Regions from separate parts of the Homo sapiens genome. Here regions 1 and 2 are each linked to region 3. A link is a loop called in an ENCODE intact Hi-C map of the cell type or tissue named here. Cell type or tissue: A673. All regions are shown on one strand. Each heading gives the region's core, and the rest is flanking DNA. Links, peaks and the distances in the headings are about the cores only. Region 1 overlaps AGR2 (anterior gradient 2, protein disulphide isomerase family member). Region 2 has its middle 36 kb from the start of AGR3. Region 3 has its middle 43 kb from the start of TSPAN13.

Region 1 (7,692 bases), core at 2,643-7,642, 84 kb before region 3:
CTCTCCAGCCTGGCCTTCGTGCTGTTCCTCCCACAGGTGAGCTCATTCCCACCTCACAGCTAGTGCTTTTGCAGTTCCCCCTGCCCACAGTGGCCTACCCCAAAATGGACCACTCCCTCACTTCAACGTTAGCTCCTCAGGAAGATCTGCCCTGACCACTCACAGTTTTTAAACCCTTTGCTTTGCTTTATTTTTCTTCAAAGTACATATCTCTACCTGAAAGTATCATCTACTTATTTCTTTGTTTATGGTTTGTCTCCCACACAAGTATGTGAGCTCTGTGAAAAAACACATGCTTTTTTTTGTTCACTGCACCATCCCTAGTACAGAACACAGTGCGTAACACATGGCAGCCATTCAATAAATATGAGCTGGAGAAAAAAATGAATTGATGAATGAATGGATGAATGAGTGAATAGAAAGCAGAGGTAGTCAATGCCATAGATATTACTTCACTAATCATTTGCTAAAAGGCCAAAGTAGAATACTGTATTTAAAATGCAATTCAATAAGTAAATAAAATGCAATTTAACTGAAAATTGAACAAAGCTTTTAACCAATGCTAAGATGGATGCTTAATGATTTTTCTTTATATTATAGCTTTAAAGAAAGTGTTTGCTGAAAATAAAGAAATCCAGAAATTGGCAGAGCAGTTTGTCCTCCTCAATCTGGTTGTAAGTTTCCTTTTCATCATTACTAACATTTCTCTATGGCTCATTACTTGAAATGGATGATTCATTTTTCCTATACATCTTAGTTATACTGCATTAACTGGGATTGCTTCCAAATATCCCATCTCATAAATTAGAGAGAAAAAAGATATTTCGTTGTATTAATAATCCATTTGGTGTGTCTGTTTTTATTTAGTAATTAATCATCTTAGTTTGTCTGAAAAATTATCTCCCGTAGTCAGAATTTTTTCTGTTGCTGGAAGGTTTTTGTTACTTGCTGTGCCTGTCCCTCTATAGTCCTGGCTTCTCTACACCCATTCTTAATCCTGGTCATCTCTTGGGAAGAGACAGCTCTCTGGCTTTCCAACTCTAATCATGCCTCTTGTGCTTTAGCTTCATGCATTCCCACCTTACTTCACCACTACCACCCCTCACGGTGCTCAAGCTTTCTGTCTCGGCAAGTTCTTTTTACTGTATACAAATGTTTCATTTTCCTTCTAAAAGCAAGCCAACAAAAAAATGACTCTACCTAATCATATGTCCTTTTGAGCCCTCCGGCCCTTCCTCTTCACAGGTTGGCTTCCTTAAAGACCACTTCGCACCAGTAGTTCTTCCTTGCCTCTCTTCCATGGGCTCTTCCTCTTCCTCTTCCTACTCCTTAATGTGAGTGACATGATGAATCTCTACTTGACCCTTTTCTCTTTCCATATTTTGTATTCAGTGAACAACTCCATCTACAACTGCCTTTAATCAATTCCGACACACTAATAATTCCTACATCTTACCCAAACATGAAACAACTTCCAAATTGTCTATCCAACCATATTCCAGATATCTCATAATCAGCTTAAACTCAGTATGTTCCTCACTGCACATTAATCATCTTGGTTTGCGCTTTTCCAATAGCTCTTCTTTCTCTATTCCCTATTTTACTGAAAGTGGTACTGTGCTAGATTGGACTCTCCTACTTACCTACAGCATGCAATAAGCCCTGTGCTTCTAAATTCCAAGTATTCCTGCTACTAGTCACTTCTCTATAAACTCAGGACCACTATTTTAGTAAGCCTCTTTCACTTTCCCTAGCTTACTGTAATACTGCTAAATGGCTCCTGGTCTACAAGATAAACTCTGTCTAATCCCACATGGCTGTCAGAGAAGTTGCTTTACAGACCAAACTGGGGTCACAGTGCCTCTTCTAACATCCCTCCAGTGGTTCTTAACTATTTCTGAACAAAGGAAAACACTATGGCATGGTGTGCAAAGTCATTCCTAAGCCGGCCCCTGAAGCAGCTCTAGCACCTTCTTTCGCCACTGCCCTCGTGCATCCCCCCAACTCAGTCCTTCCCCAGCACTTGGCCATAGGAGAAAATGCTCCACCTGTCCTCTCCATACTCTTCCCCCTGCATGAAGTGTCTTTCTTTTCCACCTAACTGACTCCTGTTCATTTGTAAAGATTCCTCCTTATCCACTTCAGAAAGTCCTAGTCGGGGTGGAATCTGCATTCTGGGCTAAATGTCTTGCTCAAGGCAATCACCAAACCTGCATATCCTACACCGTAACATTTCACCCACTGCATCCTCAATATTCATTTTCCTACCTGTATCTCTCAATAGAGTGTGCATTCATTAAAGATAAGCACCATGCCTTGCTAAATACAGTTCTAAATAAAAATTGATAAATGGATAAATGAATACTCAAGAAAATCCCGTACTTGTCTCCGTAATTTCTCTAGAAATGACATCTGCTTTTTTCCTTAATAGCCTCTTATTTCATCCCAGATGTCTTCCCCAAACACAGTAACTCCTTCCAAATTCTCCCTTAATTTTTTTGCTCTTTATCACATCCATTCAGCACTTTATCTCATGTTCTGCTCTATCTTATTTATTATTTCATGCTTGTAACTTGTCTCCTCATCTGTACAATAAACTCTGTGTGGAAGAGTTATGATATCTTGAGATGCCTGGCCGGAAATGGACAGATTCTTGTATTAACAAGTTTGAAAACGACTGAAAAGTCAAAGTAAACTAAAAGATGCTTTTCTTTTTATTTTAGTATGAAACAACTGACAAACACCTTTCTCCTGATGGCCAGTATGTCCCCAGGATTATGTTTGTTGGTAAGCGGAAGTGACAGTGAGATAACTCGGAAACACATACTAGTGCTGCCATCCTCCTTCTCTCCTCCCCACTGTCCCTTGCCACGTTGCCATGGCCAATGTCATCACTAAGCTCTAGCAAGGAGCATGACATTCCTTTAAGTTCCGCAACATATTTTCTTTAGAAAATGTGAGCTTTTACCTATTTCCACACAACACTTTCTTTTCTCACATGCTAATTGTAACTTTTCATCTTCTGCTATAATACTTCTGAGAACAAAGCACCCTATTCACTATTTAAACATATTGATAAATTTCCTGAATACGAGAGGCCTGCAAATATTTATTTTTTAATCCAGCAAACTTTCACTTTGTGTGTTAGATTTTTCTGACATTTTTTATCATTATTTTTAAGAAAGTTAGGAATAAGGCTGGGTGGCTCACGCCTGTAATCCTAGCACTTTGGGAGGCCAAGGCCGGCAGATCACTTGAGGTCAGGAGCTCCAAACCAGCCTGGCCAACAAGGTGAAACCCCATCTCTACTAAAAAATACAAAAAAAAAATTAGCCAGGCGTGGTTGCAGGAGCCTGTAATCCCAGCTACCTGGGAGGCTGAGGCACAAGAATTGCTTGAACCCAAGAGGCAGAGGTTGCAGTGAGCCGAGATGGCACCACTGCACTCCAGCCTGGGCAACAGAGCGAGATTCTGTCTCAAAAAAAAAAAAGGAATATGAGGTGGGAAAAAGAAATGAAAGGAGCCACATGCTCCTTCCTGCCACTGGTACTTTTCATATGCTTTCCCCACTTCCTTCTCTGTCCCCCAATTTCACATCATTAACTCCCCAATCATCATTATTCATTGACCGAGTCAAATCCCTACTATGTGCTCTTGTAGTCATACTTTCCTCAGGTATAATTTTGCAGTTTGGGGGTGGTTATGTAATAAATATTTCCCACATTGGACTATAAGCCCCTATGGCAGGGACTGTACCTATTTCTGCTCACCATGATATTCCCAACGTGACCCTGCAGTAGGCTCTCCATCAATATGTGTTTAATTATTGAATGAATGTACTGAGTTTGGCTTTGTTCAAAGTCATACTGATTTAAGGACAATCCATAATGAAATCCATCACTTACAACAATTCATGCTAATCATATGATTCACCTGTGTAATTCATTAAAAGTTTACACTGAATGTACAAAGCAGGGAAAAGAAAAACAAGAAATAGAAAAAAAGGAAGAAGGCTGAACTAAAGCACTAATTTTATAGGTTTAGTTTTGTCAGAATTTAGGACATTTGGAATCCTAACATTAAAAGGGAATTTATAGATGTCTGTTCATACCTTGTACAGGAATTCTTTGTACAGCATCCCTGTGGAAGGGCATTTTAACCCACATTCAATTCCTTCAGTCCTAAGAACCAGCTCCAAGGCAGCTTGCTCTTCTAGCTCCGTAGTAGCCACCCTGACTACATGTTTGAATCACCTGGAGGATTTTAAAGATCAAGTTGCCCAGGCCACACCTCAAACCAATTAAATCAGAATCTCTGGGGGTGGGAGGCAGGCATCCATAGTGTTTACAGCTCTCCAGATGATTCCAATGTGCAGCCAGGTGAGCTGCTAGTTGGGTATTTAAAAAGCCCTTCTTAGGTTAATTTCTTACAAAGATTAGACCGTGTCTTTGTATCCTCTGCACCAAACAGAAGTATAGTTGGTCTTAAATCTGGTGAATAAATGTACATCTGCTTCTTGTAATTTATGTGTCTGGCCTTAGTCCAACATTCTGAAATGACAGATTGCCCACTCCAGTACCAGCGACAGACTTTGCAAACATGCAGATGGTTCTCACATGTCTTCCTTGTCTCATTTTCAGGGCACGTGTCCTAGGTTCTTTCGATTACGTCTCTCAAGGCAAGGTTTCCAGATCTCTCTGTATCCTCACGCTTCCCTTTTGGATGCACCTTAATTTTAAAATACCTCTTTTTCTCATTAATTAGATCACTTCAAGTTAAATACAAAACATGGCAAGATGGATTTAAATTTAGAGGGATATAAGTATACATAAGAGAAGACCAATCTCTACTTTTAAAAATGCAGTTAATTAACAATAAAGTAAAATATAGTGAAGGTACTATATGCTTATTTGAACTTTGCTGTTGTTAAGGACTTGCATTCCTCTATTAACTTTTTTTAAAAAACTCGTTTTGAAAACTAGCATTGGATGTGGGTTTCCAATGATCTAGAAACATGTAAACTACAACATAATCGTTTCAAGAATTTAAAATAATTTTGCAGTAGAGAATGTTAATGTTTTCACCAAAAAAAAAAAAAACACCATGTCACCCCTAAATATATATTATTCTGTTTTCAGGTTGCCATAGATAGAACAGAAGGGTTCATAACCTTTTCCACAAATAGCACTGCACAGCTGTTGATGTTTCCAGCCCTGCATTTGCTACTAACTGCCAGGGGCTGGGTAGTAGAGTGGATGGATCAGAGCTCCTGTGAGTGCAGACACACTCCATTCCCTCACAGGACATGAATACATGAACTTCAGCTCCCCGGGGCAATAAATACAGGTTGTTTGAAAACAAACCATTCCATTCCCTTTTGCTTCATTTATCTTTGCAGACCCATCTCTGACAGTTAGAGCCGATATCACTGGAAGATATTCAAATCGTCTCTATGCTTACGAACCTGCAGATACAGCTCTGTGTAAGTGTGACCTTCAATTCGGATGTTGCCCAAGAGTTGAACACCTCTATTGCTGTAGTGATGGGACTAGAGGCTGCATGGTGAGGTGAGAGAGAGCTAGGCTTAGGGACGCCTCGGACTCAGTTTGACCCTAACTAGCCTTGCATCTTCAGGCAAATCACACTCTTTCCATCTCAGGTTTGTTTGTTTTTAATCTCAATTGAAGATGAATTATTTAGATTAGGTATCTTTTTCTCTAGGAGGATTCTATGACCACATTACCTGATTTTCAGGTTTTCTGTTAGGTACACGAGCACACACTCCTTCTATCACAGAACTGAGTGTAATAATTGTAATAATCTGCATGTCTTAATTTTTTAAATAACAAAAGTGAAAGAATGTGCAGTCCAGCTTAAAATTAAATTCAGGTTCAGTTTAAAGATCAGTTTCAAAGATGATCCAAATGATTGCCAAGAAAATTACCTTCCCTATGGTTGCCATCAATGGAAGAGAGACAGAGAGAGAGAGAGACACTGACTTAAGGCAGATGAGGTACCTCAATGCAACGCTGTAGCTAGCTGTGACATCTGATTAGTCCTCTGGGAAGAAAAGTGGGTTTTATCCTAGGAACCAACTCTGATCAATTAGTAGTGGCTGCCTAGAACTGCACTGTCCAATATGTTAACCATTTGCCACATGTTGCTACTTAAGTTAAAGTTAGAAATTCATTCCTTCAGTCACACTAGCCATATTCCAAGTGCTCAATGCCCGGACACTGAACATTTCCATCATCACAGAAATTTCTATTGGCCAGTGCTGACTTAGAACGTCATGTTGGGAAGAGAAGTGAGGCCGTGTCTAGGAAGCAGGAGAGATCATCATGGTCCATTAGCAATGTTTCCAGTGTGTGCTGGACCAGGGGAAGCACATTCCAAGTACTGTCAGCCATTACTGAGATAATACCATACATTTTAATAAGACTAAGCTCTTAAAAGGCACGTGTCCTACACAAGTAATATCACAATCCCTTGTAGAACAGGCACTTAATAATTAAGATTTGTAGGAAGAGTGAATAAGCGGCTGTTCAATGCCTATCGAGTGGACATCTTATTTTTAGTAGATCACATACCTCATTTTGATGAATTGCTGTTGAAGAAACAGTGACCCAGAGTTTGGGCTCTGGAACAGTAGCTCCATTACTTGTTAGCTGTGTGACCTTGAGCAAGCTACTCAGCCTCTCTCTGCCTGTTTCATTATGTATATATAAAGTTCTAATCGTGTTTGTATGAGGATTAAAGAATTCATCTGCATAAAGCACTTGGTTTGCTATTATTTATATTTCCCCTACTTCTAAAACAATTTACACACACCTACTAATAGACATTTCTTTTAAACATGATTTAAATTTACTTCTAAATGAGCCAAAATTATCTTCTGCTGCTAGAGCTTATAAAAGGATTCTTTTGGAAGTGAGGGTTGGAGATGAAGGATCTGGGAAGGAATGACTACACTAGAAAACTAGATTGTCACAAAAGCCATTTCATATAATTTTTTTAAATTACAATAAGATTACCAACTATTCACCTCATGATAAAAAGCATCCTATCAGGCTGGGCACAGTGGCTCACGCCTGTAATCCCAGCACTTTGGGAGGCCGAGGTGTGTGGATCACTTGAGCTCAGGAGTTCGAGACCAGCCTGGCCAGCATACCAAAACCCCATCTCTCCCAAAAATACAAAAATTAGCTGGGCATGGTGGAGCACACCTCTAATCCCAGCTACTCAGGAGGCTAAGGCTGAAGAATCACTTGAACCCAGGAGGCAGAGGTTGCACTGAGTGGAGATTGCACCACTGCATGCCAGCCTGAGTGGGAGTGAGACCTTGTCTCAAAAAAAAAAGCATCCCATTAAATAATGAATTGAGCATCCAAGTTTGGGGTTTATTATATCGATATAACGCACGATGGTGTCTTGACTCTCCTGCTTTTATCCCCCATTAGTGCTTGACAACATGAAGAAAGCTCTCAAGTTGCTGAAGACTGAATTGTAAAGAAAAAAAATCTCCAAGCCCTTCTGTCTGTCAGGCCTTGAGACTTGAAACCAGAAGAAGTGTGAGAAGACTGGCTAGTGTGGAAGCATAGTGAACACACTGATTAGGTTATGGTTTAATGTTACAACAACTATTTTTTAAGAAAAACAAGTTTTAGAAATTTGGTTTCAAGTGTACATGTG
Region 2 (7,983 bases), core at 1,168-6,167, 210 kb before region 3:
AGAAATGTGACCGATCACAAAAGAAAGTGTGTGTGTGTGTGTGTGTGTGTGTGTGTGTGTGTGTGTGTTTAAATAATAATAATAATAATAATTTAAAAAAAAACATTTACATTGGGTTAGAAGTCCTGTACTTCCTGGGAATGGGGATGGGGTGATGTATAAGCAGAAATAAAAATTAATGCTTCACTAGAGAAATACTAGTGTTTCATGTAAAAGACATTTCCTGCCTACTCCCTAGGCAAATATTTCAAACAAACAGAAAAAAAAAAGATGTGTTTTAATCTCTCTTGTAGAGACACCCCACCCCATTTCTCTAAGACAGCTTGGCTCTAGAAAAGGTCTAACCAGTCTAACACCTTGGGCAACTGTACAATTTGACCCCATCTCTTCACGGCCTGGGGACTGGGCCTATCTGGTGAAAACAGAAAATCATGTGGGAAATGAATGGCTTAAGAAATGAACTCTCTATGGAAGGTAATTTCTAAGACTAAATACCGCATACTCTTTCAGAAAGAGAGGGCCTTCTAATGTATGCTGCTCTGGAGGAATCCACTGTGCCTCCTGCAGCATGATTTGTTAAATATTAATGAACCCACAAGCTGGAAAGAACCCCTGGAGTGGCCTAATTGCTTTTAGAACTGCTTAATTCCTGTAAGTAATCCACTTCATTAATTTTGCCAAGCAATACTTATTCTGTGTTCGACCTTTCATGGCTCATTTCCAAAATGTTAACATTAAGGCAACAACACTGTTTGCAAACCACAGTCTGATAAATAAAATGCTAAAAGAAATAGCAGAAACTTTCAATTACATTCACTTCTTTGAATTGTTCTATTCAGTGCTTTAAAGACTAAAATCCCTTGACCTAAGCTATTTGGTTTTTTGTTTGTTTGCTTGTTTGTTTGCTTTTTAGTATGCCCTATGGTAGACTAAATAATAACTCCCCCGAAGATGTCCACATCCTAATCCCGAGAACTGGATGTGGTCTTACATGGCAATAGGGACTCTGCTGATGTGGGTAAGTTAAGGATCTGGTGATAGGGAGATTGTCCTGGATTACCCAGGTGGGGCCCTGTAGTCACAGGGGTGTTTATAAAAGGAATACAGGAAGGTCAGGCAGAGGGGAAGGCAATGTGACGATGGAGGCAGAGACTTGGGTGATGAAAGCACAATCCGGGGAACACAGCAGCCTCTAGAACCTGGAAGAGCCAGAAACAGATGCTGCCCTGGAGCCTCCAGAAGGAATCAGATGCCCTACTACCCTGATTTTAACCCTGTAAGACTCATTTCAAGCTTCTTACGTCCAGAACTTTGAGGCAAGAAATTTGTATTGTTTGTAGCCACTAAGTATGGGGCAAACACTTGTTGCAGTAGCAACTTTCTTGCAAATGTATGAAAGTTTGAAATATCACTGCAGACAGCCCATGAAACACCCTCAACATCTGTCTTGCTTTCCACTGCTGTTTGAGCACAGTGATCAGTCGTTCCTCATGAATAAGCTGTCCATCGGCCTGGCTACATCTGATTGGACCCCCTATAGCTACACACACAGGCCTATGGCTATGAGGAAGCCTGTTGCAAAAAGTCCGCCTTGGAAGACACTTCAAGAAGGACAGTGACCAACCAAAGGAATCAGGTTCTCTCCCAGAGACTTTTCAGTGCAAGACATTGACAAGGCAATAAAACTATAAGGAAAAGAACAGGAAGTACAAAAAAGACAGAAAGGGAAAATGGAGAAAAAAGCTAAGGGGCCAATAGGATGGAGTCAGGAGAAGAGGGAGTAAGGGACACCAATTTCTGGGGACCAGGCCGCCACACTTCTCCACGGCTCCAGTGCCTACCATAACCCTGCACAGGGGCCCTCAAATGACTGCTGAACATTTGAACAATAGTAAAGTGCGTTCCATTTCTTCATGAGACACCACTGCGTTACTGCTAAGATTGGTTCTCGTGCTTCCATATTTCCCCATGCAGCCTTATAATAATCACTACACACCTGAGATGACCAGAGTAGGTTTTGATTTTTACAACTCTATTTTATTTTATTTTTGAGACAGAAGTTGTGCTCTGTCACCCAGGCTGGAGTGGAATGGCGTGATCTCAGCTCACTGCAACCTCCACCTTCCGGGTTCAAGCGATTCTTCTGCCTCAGTGTCCAAAGCAGCTGGGACTACAGGCGCCCACCACCACGCCCAGCTAATTTTTTAATAGAGTTGTATTTTTAATAGAGTTGGGGTTTCACCATGTTGGACAGGATGGTCTCAAACTCCTGGCCTCAAGGGATCCTCCCATCTCAGCCTCCCAAAGTGCTGGGATTACAGGCATGAGCCACCGTGCCCGGCCTGTTTTTAACAGCTTTGAAGAGCCTAACCACGATTCTCTCCTCTCAAGTCTTATCCTTATAATGCTATTTTAAAAAATCATTGGGGGCAAAGAACTTGAATAAACATTTCTCCAAAGAAGATCTACAAATGGCCAACAAGCTCATCCAAAGATTATCAAGGTCACTGAGGAAATGCAAATCAAAACTACATGCAGAGACCACTTTAAACCCACGAGGATGGTTATCCTCAAAAGAGCTTTGAGGAAAATGCAGCAAAACTGGAACTCTCATACATTGCTGCTGGGAATGCAAAATAGGGTAGCCACCACAGAAAAGTTTGATGGTTCCTCAGTAAGTTAAACATAGAATTACCACATGACTCAGGAATTTCACTCCTGCATATACACCCCCAAAAATTAAATAACAGGTGTTCAAACAAAAACTTGCACACAAAAGTTTGCAGTGGCACTACTTACAATAGCCAAAAGATGGAGATAACTAAAGCATCTGTAGATGGATGAATAGATAAACAAATTTTAGTATATATGTATATACACACAGTGGAATATTATTTGCCCATAAAAAGGAAGAACTAATACAGGCTACAACATTAATGAACCTAGAAAGTATTATTCTTTGTGAAAGAAGACACAAAAGGCTACATAATGTATGATCCCATTTGTATGGAATATCCATAATAGGCAAATTCATCGAGACATAATGCAGATTCGTGGCTGCCAGGGGTTGAGGGGGAAATGAGGAGTAAATGCTTAACGGGTGCAGGGTTTCTTTTTGGGGTAATGAAAATGTTCTGGAACTAGAGAGTGGTGATGGTTGTACAACATGTTGATGTACTAAATTCTACTGAATTGTACATTTTTTAATGGTTAAAATGGTGAATTTTATACGATGTGAATTTTACCACAATAAAAAAGATGATGGGAAATGTATTTCATGTGAGATCTTCCTTTATTTGCCACATGACTGATAGAGAATTTATTATATAACCATTTCAACTTATGGTTAGATATCCGAAATGCTGCGCTTGCCCCAAGTGGCTTTAGGGCTTGAGTTATCCCTTTGTTAGCAAGGGTACAATCTAGGGTATATAACACACAGATACCTGTATGTGTTCTCAGTGTCACACTCAAAAGTTCTTTCATGTGGGCCTAAAACTTATAGATTGTTTTGTAAAATGGAGTAAAAAGCCAACCAATGTCGTGTCCTGATTAATCTGATTCTGGGCTAAGCGAGAAAAACTATGCAACATTTAGAGTGATGTGAGTCTTTTATTTCAACATTTTAATGTGAGATCAAGATACCTTAAAATAAAGAAACTAATCCCTTGATAATAAGGGTTAGTCACTAAGTGGATTAAGAAGTTAATGATGACATCATTAGGGAATCATTTCTTTAAAGACAGTGACTGATACTTCAAAAGAATGTTACAGGTATTTGTCACCTAGCTCTTCAATAAAATTAAATTTCTCAGTTAAAGAAATGACAGATTGGCCCACCTTTGCTGAAAAAAGTAGAAAAGAACTCATAATTGTATTTCTTGCTTCTCAAAATATTCCAGAAGTGTTTTTATTTTCAACAGCAGGTGGCGCTGCCAACATAACTCTGAAATCTAAAAGCTGCCTGACCATTTTCTTCAAGCCCCTTATTATATAGGAAATACGGAATAATTCACTTTTTGAATCCACTTCATGCTTGAAATACATTTTACTATTCTTGGCATTAGTCGGGTATGTTTAAGGTTCTGAAATCCTAAGAAATTTAATTCAATTAACTCACGGAAACAGCTTTTAAAACATTACCTTCATTATTAACTAACATGGATAGGGTATTTTCTATGGGTAGGCACTTTACTACACCCTCACATCAGCTTTCTCTTTAATCTCGATAAATTTAAAGGGTATTATTTTCATTTTAAAAAGGAGAAAACAGATAAGTTATGTTCTCTGCCCAACTCACACATCTCTGCAAGGAGTAGAACCAGGATCCACTGAGACCTGACTCCCTCCAAGGCCCACATCCTCAGCCATGTCACCCCACATCACACATAGTGCCACAGTGCCCTAGGATTCCCAGCATTTTGGAAAGACATTCAAAGACAGGTTTACTAGATGAATATCAAGGTAGATAACCTGAAACCACTGAACATGCAGGTGGCCCTCATTCAAGCCATTTAGACAGGTAAGTTCATTTAACTCCTAAGCACCAGTTGTATTCAGAATTCAGTCAAAGCTTAAAACAAGTTTGACCTTATTTCTGTATGGGAAAAGTTAAGAGTGAAAGGTGATATTCCATTGAGTCAAACTGTCTAGGACAAAGACTTTGCACAATATTCAGAAAGGCACCCTGCAACACAGAAATCATGCCAACTCCATTTACTGTGTGAAACAAAAGGAAGCTAAACTTCAGCAGCAAAGAAGGGAGAAAGAAATAGGTTATTTGCGTACTTGAAATTTGACCTTTCCATGAACAGATAGTCGTTTGCTGTTATGACACTATTCTGAGTAAACAGTTTGATATATAATGCAAAAGTTGAAGAAAAAGGAAGTACAGCACAGCATTAAGTATTCTAAATCTTTCTGATAGACACATCCTACGTAAGGATCTATAAAGGTTATCTGTTTTTAACAAATTTAACACTATATGAGAGTTTTTTCTTCTCTCTAAAAAAAGTCATTAGCCATCTCACAAGTAAAGATAAATTGAGGACTGGTCAGAACCCATTGCTCCATTTTCTCATTCAGTCATTTGATACCATCACCCTCAGGAGGAGAAGGAACACTTCAAGCACATGATGATGGTTTTAATAAATTCAATAAGATTTTATTCCCAGGCACTTAGGATCAACCGTCATGGACTGGACTAGACTATGTTGTTTCTCTGGCATAATACAAAAACCAGAGTCCCTTTACTGGAAGCCACATCTGAACATTAGCCCTTGTCATTTTACCTTTTCCACAGCAAATCAGGACAGACCTAAGATGAGAGAAAGCTCTCTCAGGCATCCCCAGGACAGAGAGGCCTTCCTAAGCTCCTAAGCATGGCAGATCCCACAGGTCACATGGGAGGGAGCATAAGGACAAAAGCAACCCCAAGAGGCCCCAACACACAAAAGCATCGCTTCCAATTTATTCATTCTTCACACTGCGCTGCCCCCCGCCCAACTCCTAGCACCACGGCCCATCAGTTTTCTTCCCTTTAATACTATTTATGGTGTGTTGACTAAGCACAACTCATGTTGTATGCAAAACACAACTTTATTTTTTGCTTCCTGTCGCCTTTTAAAATATATCCAGTGGGGGTAATCTTTCTTTGCCCCAGGATAAACAGCATGTCCCATGCTTTTTCTGCTCATTCTTAGGTACATACATTTCTACATACATTGGAAGTTGCCAACAGACTAATTTCAAAAAATAAAACTTTCAGTACAAAATATAAATCAAAACTACTTTGATTAAACAGCAAAACCTTCTCCCTTTTCTTGGCTCAGGCTGGCTTCAGGCTAAACCTACAATAGGAGAAAGAGGCACAGATGGATTATTTTGTATTTCTCCTGCTTGTACTTTTCTCCCTCCTGTCTCCTTCCCTGTTTCCTAGCTGGTTTGTTCTTCCTCCTGAATGGAGTGAAGGGCTGGGTACAGGATGAGAAAGAGCAAAGCATTGAAATTAGATGAGAAATATCTTACCTGAAATGGTAGCAAAGACAGCTTGCAACTATCTGGGTCTGGCAGAAGTAAGGATGACTCACTCTTGTAGACATACCATTGTAGGCTCTTCATAGGGGTGCACACTGGGGATTTCTCTTGTAAAGTTTCCTTGACTCGGGCAGATGCTTCTCCAGGCTGGGTGATCACTTGCAACTCCTTCCTTGACCCTTAAGTATTAGGCCTTTTCTTCCAAGTTGCTGCTCCCCTATAGGCAGCACTCTTTAGATACAAATGTCCCTGCTGTAGGAGGGCAGGTCCTCAAGTGGCCTTTTTCGACCCAGCTCTCCCCTCTCCAACTTGTAGTTCTCAGAATTACTGTAGAATTTCTGCAGAATGCATTAACATAAGAAAAAAAGAAACAGGCTAGAATAGCCAGAACTATGTTCCTTCTAGAGCAGGATATTCTGCAAAACTTGAGCTTAGGGAGCAAATGATACCCAAGGCGCAAAATACAAGATGATGTGCTTTGCGGGTACCTCAGCTTCAGTACAATATGGGACACACACAGACAAGACTCTATCCACACTGGAGAGCTTTCCTGAGCCCCGGGGGACCAGCCCACCATGGATCCTAGACTATGTGTTTTTGCTGTCTATCAGTGAATAATAAATTTGCTTTGCCTGACTTGTCGTGAAAGTTCTGTATCTCACTGTCCTCATGCGAATAGTAGAAAACCTTTGCATCTGCCAGTACATTCCACATCTAGACCACAAGAAACAACCATGCATTACTCATCACTCGCAATAAGCCCTGGGGTAACCAACTCTCCTGGCTTCACAATCAGCACTGAAAGCCCATCTAAATACTTTCTATTCATGAAGATACTAGGGTTCTAGTGTTGCAGAACAGGTTCTGGACCATTTTGTACCTGCAGGGTAGGGTGTATGTTACATCACACATTTTGTGATAATGCTTTAACTAGTTCTATAATTCCCCGTAGTAAGTAATTATGGCTTCCTGGAAATTGCTGAAGTAACATATTGAAGACTGAAGCCACTGCGGTTTGCAGGCCCTTATGATTTTTATTTACTTCATAACGCATACCAGCATCTTGGGAATAATAGAAGGAGCATCTTAATTTCAGGTCAAATAATAGTCACTAAAGTCTACATAGGCTAAATACTTTATAATACTTCTCACAGATCTTCTTCCTCAATAATTTAACCCCCTAACAATCAGAATCTTAAAATAGGGACTTGAGAATCGTTGTACCTCAAAAATATCTTCTGGTGATCATAGAATGCTTAAAATGCTAACATAAATAGCGCAAGCCAATGAACACTTGAAAATAGCCAAGTGAGCCTAAGCACACCAGGTCTCTTGATGAGCCACACAGTGCTCAGAGCCAGAGGGCTCCTCCCTGACATCTGACACCAACAGAGGCTATGATCAGGGAGCAAGGTCCGCACAGTTATGAAACAGAGGAGTGATTGCATTGATGTAGCATATTTACCATCACGGATCTAGATGCAGGGTATTGAGCCACATATACACAATGGCAGGGAATCTGTCATCCTAAAATATCAGGAAGAGGAAATTGAAGATTAAAAGAAAGACTGTATTTTTGCTGTTGCCATTTTTACAAGAAACCTTAGTTTTTCACAGTCTTTCATCTATAAACTTAAAGGAGCTTGGACTTGGAGAAATCTACTATCAAGCAATAAATAAAATCCTGTTATTTGTAGAAACATGGATGGAACTGAAGGACACTGTATTAAGCGAAATGAGCTAGGCACAGAAAGGCAAGCAAATATCATATGTTCTCATTCATATGAGAGAGCTGAAAGAGCTGATCTCATAGAAGCAGAGAGTAGAATGACAGTTACCAGAATCTGGGATGGTTACCAGAAACGGGGGAGGCAGAGGATAAAGAGGGGCTGGTTAATAGGTATAGAAATACAGTTAAAGAGAATGAATAAGATCCAGTGTTCTGTA
Region 3 (7,983 bases), core at 1,130-6,129:
TTCATTTTATTTTTTTATTTTGAGACAGAGTCTGGCTCTATCACCCAGAGTGGAGTACAATGGCTCTATCTTGGCTCACTGCAACTTCTGCCTTCCGGGTTCAGGCTATTCTCCTGCCTCAGCCTCCCAAGTAGCTGGGACCACAGGTGTGAGCCACCACACTGGCTAATTTTTGTATTTTTAGTAGAGACGGGGTTTCACCATGTTGGCCAGGCTGGTCTCAAACTCCTGATCTCAGGGGATCCACCCACCTCGGCTTCCCAAAGTGCTGGGATTATAGGCGTGAGCCACTGTGCCCAGCTGAAAAGTATTTTTAAAAATACAAAATAAAAATACTTGAAAATACTTAAAAAGTAAAAAAAAACTTTAGGATTTTATGGGAAAAAACCCTCAGAAGCAGAAAGTCAAATATCACATGTTTTCACTTTCACAAGTGAGAGCTAAACAATGGGCACACAGGGACATAGAGTAGAAGAATAGACACTGGAGACTACGAAAGGCAGGGGTGGGACTGAGGGGTGAGAAATTGCCTGTCGGGTACAATGTATGCTATTTGGGTAGTGAGTACACTAAAAGCCCAGACTTCACCACTGTACAATCTATGCACCTAAGAAATCTGCACTTGTACTCCCTAAATATATAAAAATTTGTAACAACTTTTAAAAAAGAATAATTGGCATTGTTACAGAGCCTGGTTAGACAATCCTCACAGTAAAGTTCTTTTTGCTTCCTTTGAAAACAAATAATAAGAGAAAGTGTCAGGAGTATTTTATAAATAAATTATGGGCCCACAGTGTATTGGCTCTGTTCCAGGGAATGACACAATCAATAATGATGTGTCGTTGTTTAGTGCATTAATCCAAATTCTCATGAAGTAGCAGTCAGGCTGTGGCTCCAATGCTGAACTTGTTAAAGAAGGTATAGGAAAAATTTAGGATGAATTTTTGATCAACTCTTTAAAAAGGATTTCTTTTTTTTTTTTTTTTTTTTTTTTTTTTGAGGCGGAGTCTTACTCTGTCACCCAGGCTGGAGTGCAGTGGCGCAATCTCGGCTCACTGCAAGCTCTGCCTCCCAGGTTCACACTATTCTCCTGCCTCAGCCTGTCGAGTAGCTGGGACCACGGGCAACCGCCACCACACCCGGCTAATTTTTTGTATTTTTAAGAGAGACAGAGTTTCATCATGTTAGCCAGGCTGGTCTCGATATCCTGACCTTGTGATCCGCCCGCCTCAGCCTCCCAAAGTGCTGGGATTACAGGCGTGAGCCACCACCTTTGGCCTAAAAAGGTATTCTTCTTAACGCACATTCACTCACTTAGACATTCGAACTTTACGGGACACCAACTTCCTGCCAAGCTATGTGCTACGCTATATGGCAATTGCAGATACAGAGTTGAACAAAATACAATCTGTCTCCTTAACTGAAGACATAACGGACTTCAGAAAGTCAGCACAGAAATGGAGCTTAGTAACCATTCGGCCCCGCAGTTCTCCAAGTGTGGTTCTGACACAGAATAGTGTCATCCGGGAACTTGTTAGAAATGCAAATCCTTAGACCCCAGCCCTACTGAGTCAGACACAGGCTGGCAGGGGTGCAATCAACTGTAACAAACCCTTGGGTGATCCTGATGCATGCTGAAGTTTGAGGATCAGCAAGGTAGCCCAGTCATATTTTACTTTCCTTAGGTCACAGACCACTGACTATCTGATGAAAACAGAGTTTTGCAGATTACTTTGGGTGGCTCACACTATTGGTTCAAGGCTGAATCCTGTCCAAGCTCTTATTTTTACAATTAAGCAAAGTAAATACCAAGAGTTAAGTGACTAGCTAATTAGTTTAACAGCAAATTAAATGGCAGAATGGGGTCTTCGCACTCAAGCCAATCAATTCCAAGTTCCTATCTCTACCCCTTCACTTACAACAGCAGCAAAAGTCAAATGTGGGAAGAAGTCCAAAGGACTGAAGCCACAGTCGTTTATGATTTCATTAAAAAAAATCTATCTTGCCCATAAAGATGTGACTACTTTTCCAGAGAAGACACGGATGATTTTTTTTTTTTATGATGAGGAAAACCATGTGCTCCAAAGATTATCTCTGAAAAACAGATATGTACCTAGAAATTATTCTCTGCCAAGAACATAGTGCAACATTCAGGCTCATTAAAAAATAATGTTCTCATTTCACCTGTTCCTGCTGAAGGAGCTGGGCATTATTGTTGCTAGGTCAACTGTGGCTACTTAATCACACACCAGAAAACAACTAAACACAAAGAACAACAAAAAAGGTAAAACAAGGTTGAGTAAAAGAAGACATTAACAAAATAATATTAAATGCATCCATTTCAAACACAGGCAAAAATAATCCAGGATCATGATTTCTTGGGTGGAGGCTGGGGTTGGGAGAGGTAGGAGGAGGCTAACGTTCAATTTCTTCACTGGATCGCTGATTACCCAGGTGTGCTATTTCCATTCAAGCCAAAGACTTAGATGCACTTTTCTATATGTTGTATGTCAATAAAATAGTTAAAACGCACATAAAACCAAGATGTAAAGGTTTCAATCATGCAAAGATTAGTTCTAAAAAGGTGTTTTATGTGGAAGAAACATTTTACACCCATTTATTCCACAAGAAAAGGTGTACCAAGGTATATACCGGGTGTAGGGTATACCAGGAGGGACTTTGAAGTCTATCATTTCTCAAAAGTACAGAGAGCAGAAAGGAAATAATTACCATTAGTTCAGAGAAGATGTGGTCAGAAACACTGAATCAGCATGAGCTGGGAGGTGTTTTAGAAATTAGTAATGGGACGCACATTGTCTCAAGCCAAACAATTCTATGACTATGCAAGACATGATATGTTTCACGATTGTTGGTTTCTTGGTTTGCAAATGAAAGATTTTTATTTCCCTCTACCCCAACAAAATTTTGCAAATTGGAAACTGCTGAATTCCAGAAGTTTCGAAGTGTAGCGTTCTATTTTTAGACACTAACATAATTTTAAATTTCTTACTGAAATGATACTGCCTTGAACTATGCCCAAAATGGGAGTAAAATGTATTTAAAAGTATACATGCAAATCCAGAAAGTGACATCACATTGTGTTAAAATGTTCAAACCCTTTAAGCCAAATTCCATGTTTTTTCTAAATAACCATAGATGAAGAAAAATTTATATAAAGGTATATTTTAAATGCTAGTTTTTAAAAGCAAAAAGTTAAAGATACCTTATACAGAATTCTGGAATAATTAAATAAATTGTGACCCTTCTGGACCAAGAACAATGACATGTTCAAAAATCATGTTTTTGAAGAATAGTTATTGATATTGTAAAAATACAGAGTATGATTAAGGAGCAGGATATAAAAATAATATAGAATAAGCACATTAATTTTAAAATTATGAATGTATCAGATACTCTAAAGAAATCTAAATAGGTGTGAAGAGTAAAAAGAAAAATTATTATTTCCCTTTCTTCGTCCCATCACTGTCCAAGATACATGCAGAAATAACATTTATAACAATTATTAGATAATATTTTCTCTTTTATGTATTTATAAGGGTAAGGTATACATACACATAACTTTTTTGATGAAAAAAACATTCTTTAAAACTTGCATTTTTCCTTGAACAATATATTATTAACATCTTTTTTAGTTTACCTTAACTTAAAATCGCTATCTCAAGTTTTGTTTGGGAAAAATACTTCGTGCTAGAAAATGTCAAGTAGTATTCTAAAACTGTTCGAGTCATAGATTAGAAATGCATATCATGGGACCACCCTGCTTAGCTGCTTCCAGATTCCTGACCTACAGAAACTATGGCAGAAAAAATGTTTAAAAAATGTTTATTGTCTAAAGCTGCTAAATGTTAGGGCAATTTGTTTCACAGCAAAAAAAAAAAAAATTTGTTTCATGATATAGATTTATGATAATTTTTAAGGTAGTCGTTTCCTTCCTTCCTTCCTTCCCTCCTTCCTTCCTTCCTTCCTTCCTTCCCTCCTTCCTTCCTTCCCTCCTTCCTTCCTTCCTCCCTCCTTCCCTCCTTCCTTCTTCTCTTCTTCCCTCCCTCCCTCCCCTTCCTTCCTTCCTTCCTTCCTTCCTTCCTTCTTTCCTTCAGTTCTTTCTTGAGGCAGTTTCTCTCTTGTTGCCCAGGCTGGAGTGCAATGGCACAATCTTGGCTCGCCAGGCTGGTCTCAAACTCCTGACCTCAGGTGATCGACCTGCCTTGGCCTCCCAAAGTGCTGGGATCACAGGTGTGAGCCACCATGCCCGGCCAAGTGGCTTTTTTCTTATACACATTTTACATCTACCAGCCTGTCACTAATACAGTGATCAGTGCACATAGGTCTTTGGGTACAACTGTGGAATGATTTCTAGAAATGGAGTGCTGGATCAATGGACATGCATTTTTAAAATCTTGATGTTTATTGCCAGATTGTAACTGTAAAGGCCATATGTGAAAATAACTCACTTTTCATACAACTAACGTTATTGATTTTAGTAATTTTTTCTGACTTTATTATTTTAAGTTGTACATCTCCAATTAACAGTAAGGTTGAGCATCTTTTCATTTTAATTATCCATTTGAATTGACTCATCATACTCTGTATATTTTCAGTTAAATTCTTTATTTTTTCTTATTTATAGAAGCTGTTTATATTTTATTAACTTTTATTTTTATCCATCTGTTGAAACTCTACTGATCCCGTATGCATTTGGTGTTTCTCATTCATATGCCTTTCAGTATAGACACATTTTAAACTTTCTATATTCAGAGCTTTTTTTTTTTTTTTGCTTTTGTGTCTTGTTTTCTCTATGTGAAGGCTATAAAGACATTTCTCTGTTTTTTTAGGGCTTTCATTGTTTTACCATTAGGTGAAAATTTTAATTTTTAATTTTTTTAAGACAAGGTCTCACTCTGTCACCCAGGCTGGAGTGCATAGCATGATCACACCTTATTGCAGCCTCAACCTCCAGGTCTCAAGCAAATCCTCCTGCCCCAGGCTCGAGAGTAGCTGGAACCACAGGTGGTGCCACCATGCCCAGTTTGTTTGTTTAACTTTTGTAGATATGGGGTCTCATTGTGTTGCCTAGGCTGGTGTTGGGCTCAAGGGATCAAGGGCTCCTCCAGCCTCCTGGGCCACCCAAAGTGTTGGGATTACAGGTGTGAGCCACCATGCCTGGCAAGGTGAACATTTTTAATTTATCAGATATTATTTTTGTGTATGTACTACTGTGGTAGCCAGTCTCCAAGTTGGCCTGAAATTATCCTGATGTACTGGTATTCATGCTCTCACTCAGTTCTCATATACATTATACAGGGCTGGTCTACGTGACCAATAGAATATAGTAGAAGTGATGTTATGTCACTTCCCATATTAGGTTATTAAAGGTGACTTCCTTCTTGGGCTCCTTGTCTCTCAGATTACTCAGTCTGGAGGAAGCCAGCTATTATGTCATGAGGTCACTCAGGCAGTTGAGTTGAGGTTCTGGCTAAAAGTCAGCAAGAACTGAGGTCCACCAACAACCTTGTGAGTCACCCTGAAAGCAGATTCTACAGCCCTGGGAAGACAGCGACTCCAGCCCATGGCCTGACGGCAACCTCATGAGGCTGAGCTGAAGCCACCCAGCAAGCCAGTCCCAGATTCCAGATTCCAGACCCACAGAAGCTGTGGCATCACATATGTTTATTGTTTAAAGCTGCCAAATGGCCAAATGTTAGGGTAATTTGTTCTATGGCAATGGATAACTAATTTAACTACTTTTAAAATAGAAACTGGTTTTATTTAAAAACAAACAAAGAAACAAACAAAAAACAGGAAATTGTCTTTCAGAGAAAGACAGGGCTTTTGGTTTGAAGATTCATTACTGAGTCCCTGCTGTTTGAGCATTCCTCTCCCCTCCCCATGCGTGCCGACCTTACAATCACTACTTCAAGTTTTGTTTGGGAAAAATACTCTGCGCTGGAAAACGTTAAGTAGTATTCCATAGACTTCTAGTTCCATGTTGGTTCCATTCTAAGCCCTTGGATAACTGTGCTTTTTGGTTACCTTGGAAATGCTGGAGCCAACAAAGTTGTTGGCTCACATTTTTTACTCATATTCTGCTGAAGTGGAGCAATAACTCTCTTACACATTGACATATAAAAACACATAAAAGTTGACATAACATTTGTAGCATGTTTTCAATATTTTATCTTTAAATTTTGTCAGTATATTAGAGATGCATATTTAACTTATTCAGTTTATAGAATATGCTGGCCATGTATCCTAACTGGCAGTCAGGATGTGTCAACTTAGTTGGCCAAGTTTATTTTTCAGTTAAAATTTTGCATTTTTTCAATTCAAATAAACACATTAATAGACACTCATGGTATAATTATTATTTATCTTCAAAATTACAATTTTTAGATATATGGAAGGGGGCAGGAGCAGTGACTTGCGTCTGTAATCTCAGCACTTTGGGAGGCTGAGGCGGGTGGATCACCTGAGGTCAGGAGTTCGAGACCAGCCTGGCCAACATGGTGAAATCTCCGTCTCTACTAAAAACACAAAAATTAGCTGGGTGTAGTGGTTCACGCCTGTATCCCAGCTACTCCGGAGGCTGAGGCAGGAGAATCGCTTGAACCCGGGAGGCGGAGGTTGCAGTGAGCCAGTATCATGCCACTGCACTCCAGCCTGGACAACAGAGCGAGACTCCATCTCAAAAAAACAACAAAAAAAGATCTATTTAAACAGATATTACTCTGTCCATCGCTGGGGCAGAGAACTTGACAGTGCTCTAACTAGGCAGAAAGAAAGACATTTATCAAATATTTAAAAGATAGGAAGACTGGTCCAGTACAGTGGCTCACACCTGTAATCCTAGCACTTTGGGAGGCTGAGGTGGGCAGGGTGCTTGAGCTCAGGAGTTCAAGACCAGCCTGGGCAACATGGTGAAACCCCATTACTACAAAAAATTTAAAAATTAGCTGGCTGTGGTGGCATGTGCCTGTAGTCCCAGCTACTTGACAGGCTGAAGTAGAAGGATTGCTTGAGCCTGGCTGGGAGGTTGAGGCTGCCATGAGCTGTGATCATGCCACTGCACTTCAGCCTGGACCACAGAGGGCACGAGCCCCTCTCAAAAAAAGAGAAAATGATCTATCATTTTATGAACATAAATAGTGGTCGAGTCATATGGAAAATATTTTTTCTTTTCTGAAGACAAACAGGAAATCAGAAAACCCTCTTTAGATACAGGATGATGATACAACAATGACAATTTTCCTTTTACTTATCTTAATGAGTACATGGGTTACTAATGTACCATCCTTTTGTTTCAAGTCTTAGATAAAATGTTTCCTTCTTAGAGATTACCATCACCCTAGCACCAGGGCAGTACCTTAAGCTTTCCAAAAGTTAAAAAAAAAAAAAAAAAAAAAAGACTTCTGTATAAAGTTTTCCTAAATGTTCAGATGTTTCGTACTGTTATGAATACTACTGAGAGAAGAATAACTTAAAGGATAAAATAACTTAGCCATAAATAAATATAAACAAAGACCTAAACCTATATACATAAATCTTTAGCTCTCCTCTAACTAGGGAGAAAATAGTGCTGAGGAAAACGAGCCATGTGAATCATATATTTATATGCTTAATTATTAATAATATAACCATGGTATTATTAATAAGACCAATGTGCGTGTATTTGGGGGTTAACTTCTCCTTTGCCATGAGGATAACTGAAATGTATTACTCATGAGATGAGAGAAACAGAACAGTTTTCTGTTTTTTTTTTATTTGAGACGGAGTCTCGCTCTGTCGCCCAGGCTGGGGTGCAGTAGCACAATCTTGGCTCACTGCAAGCTCCGCCTCCCGGGTTCACGCCATTCTCCTGCCTCAGCCTCCCGAGTAGCTGAGACTACAGGTGCCCACCACCACACCCGGCTAATTTTTTGTATTTTTAGTAGAGATGGGGTTTCACTGTGTTAGCCAGGATGGTCTCGA

The links. Hi-C counts contacts between places; a loop is a spot of excess contacts. Peaks named below come from ENCODE experiments on the same cell type or tissue, not always from the same donor. Only the 100,000 strongest peaks of a DNase experiment are listed, where the experiment ranks them.
Region 1: it touches region 3 in a loop (2.8-fold over the local background); 4 of 110 quality-filtered maps call a loop at or near these places.
Region 2: a loop joins it to region 3, with 7 times the contacts of the local background. A loop is called at or near these places in 5 of 110 quality-filtered maps.

What each region holds. Positions count from the first base shown.
Region 1 is chr7:16,792,726-16,800,417 of GRCh38, reverse strand. AGR2 (anterior gradient 2, protein disulphide isomerase family member) reads left to right here. Exons shown (of 8, transcript NM_006408.4): 5 at 601-674; 6 at 2,724-2,787; 7 at 5,399-5,482; 8 at 7,461-7,692. The coding sequence ends at 7,510. Among named protein-coding and RNA genes, the nearest start is that of AGR2, 8.4 kb to the left of the region's middle. In A673, for the core only: no CTCF peak of the experiment used is centred there; a DNase peak (open chromatin) is centred at 4,567.
Region 2 is chr7:16,914,433-16,922,415 of GRCh38, reverse strand. No RefSeq gene overlaps it. Among named protein-coding and RNA genes, the nearest start is that of AGR3, 36 kb to the right of the region's middle. In A673, for the core only: a CTCF peak has its summit at 3,904 (motif pointing right); DNase peaks (open chromatin) are centred at 3,955 and 6,125; H3K4me3 peaks cover 446 bases.
Region 3 is chr7:16,706,716-16,714,698 of GRCh38, reverse strand. No RefSeq gene overlaps it. Among named protein-coding and RNA genes, the nearest start is that of TSPAN13, 43 kb to the left of the region's middle. In A673, for the core only: no CTCF peak of the experiment used is centred there; DNase peaks (open chromatin) are centred at 3,928, 5,638 and 5,658; H3K27ac peaks cover 4,906 bases.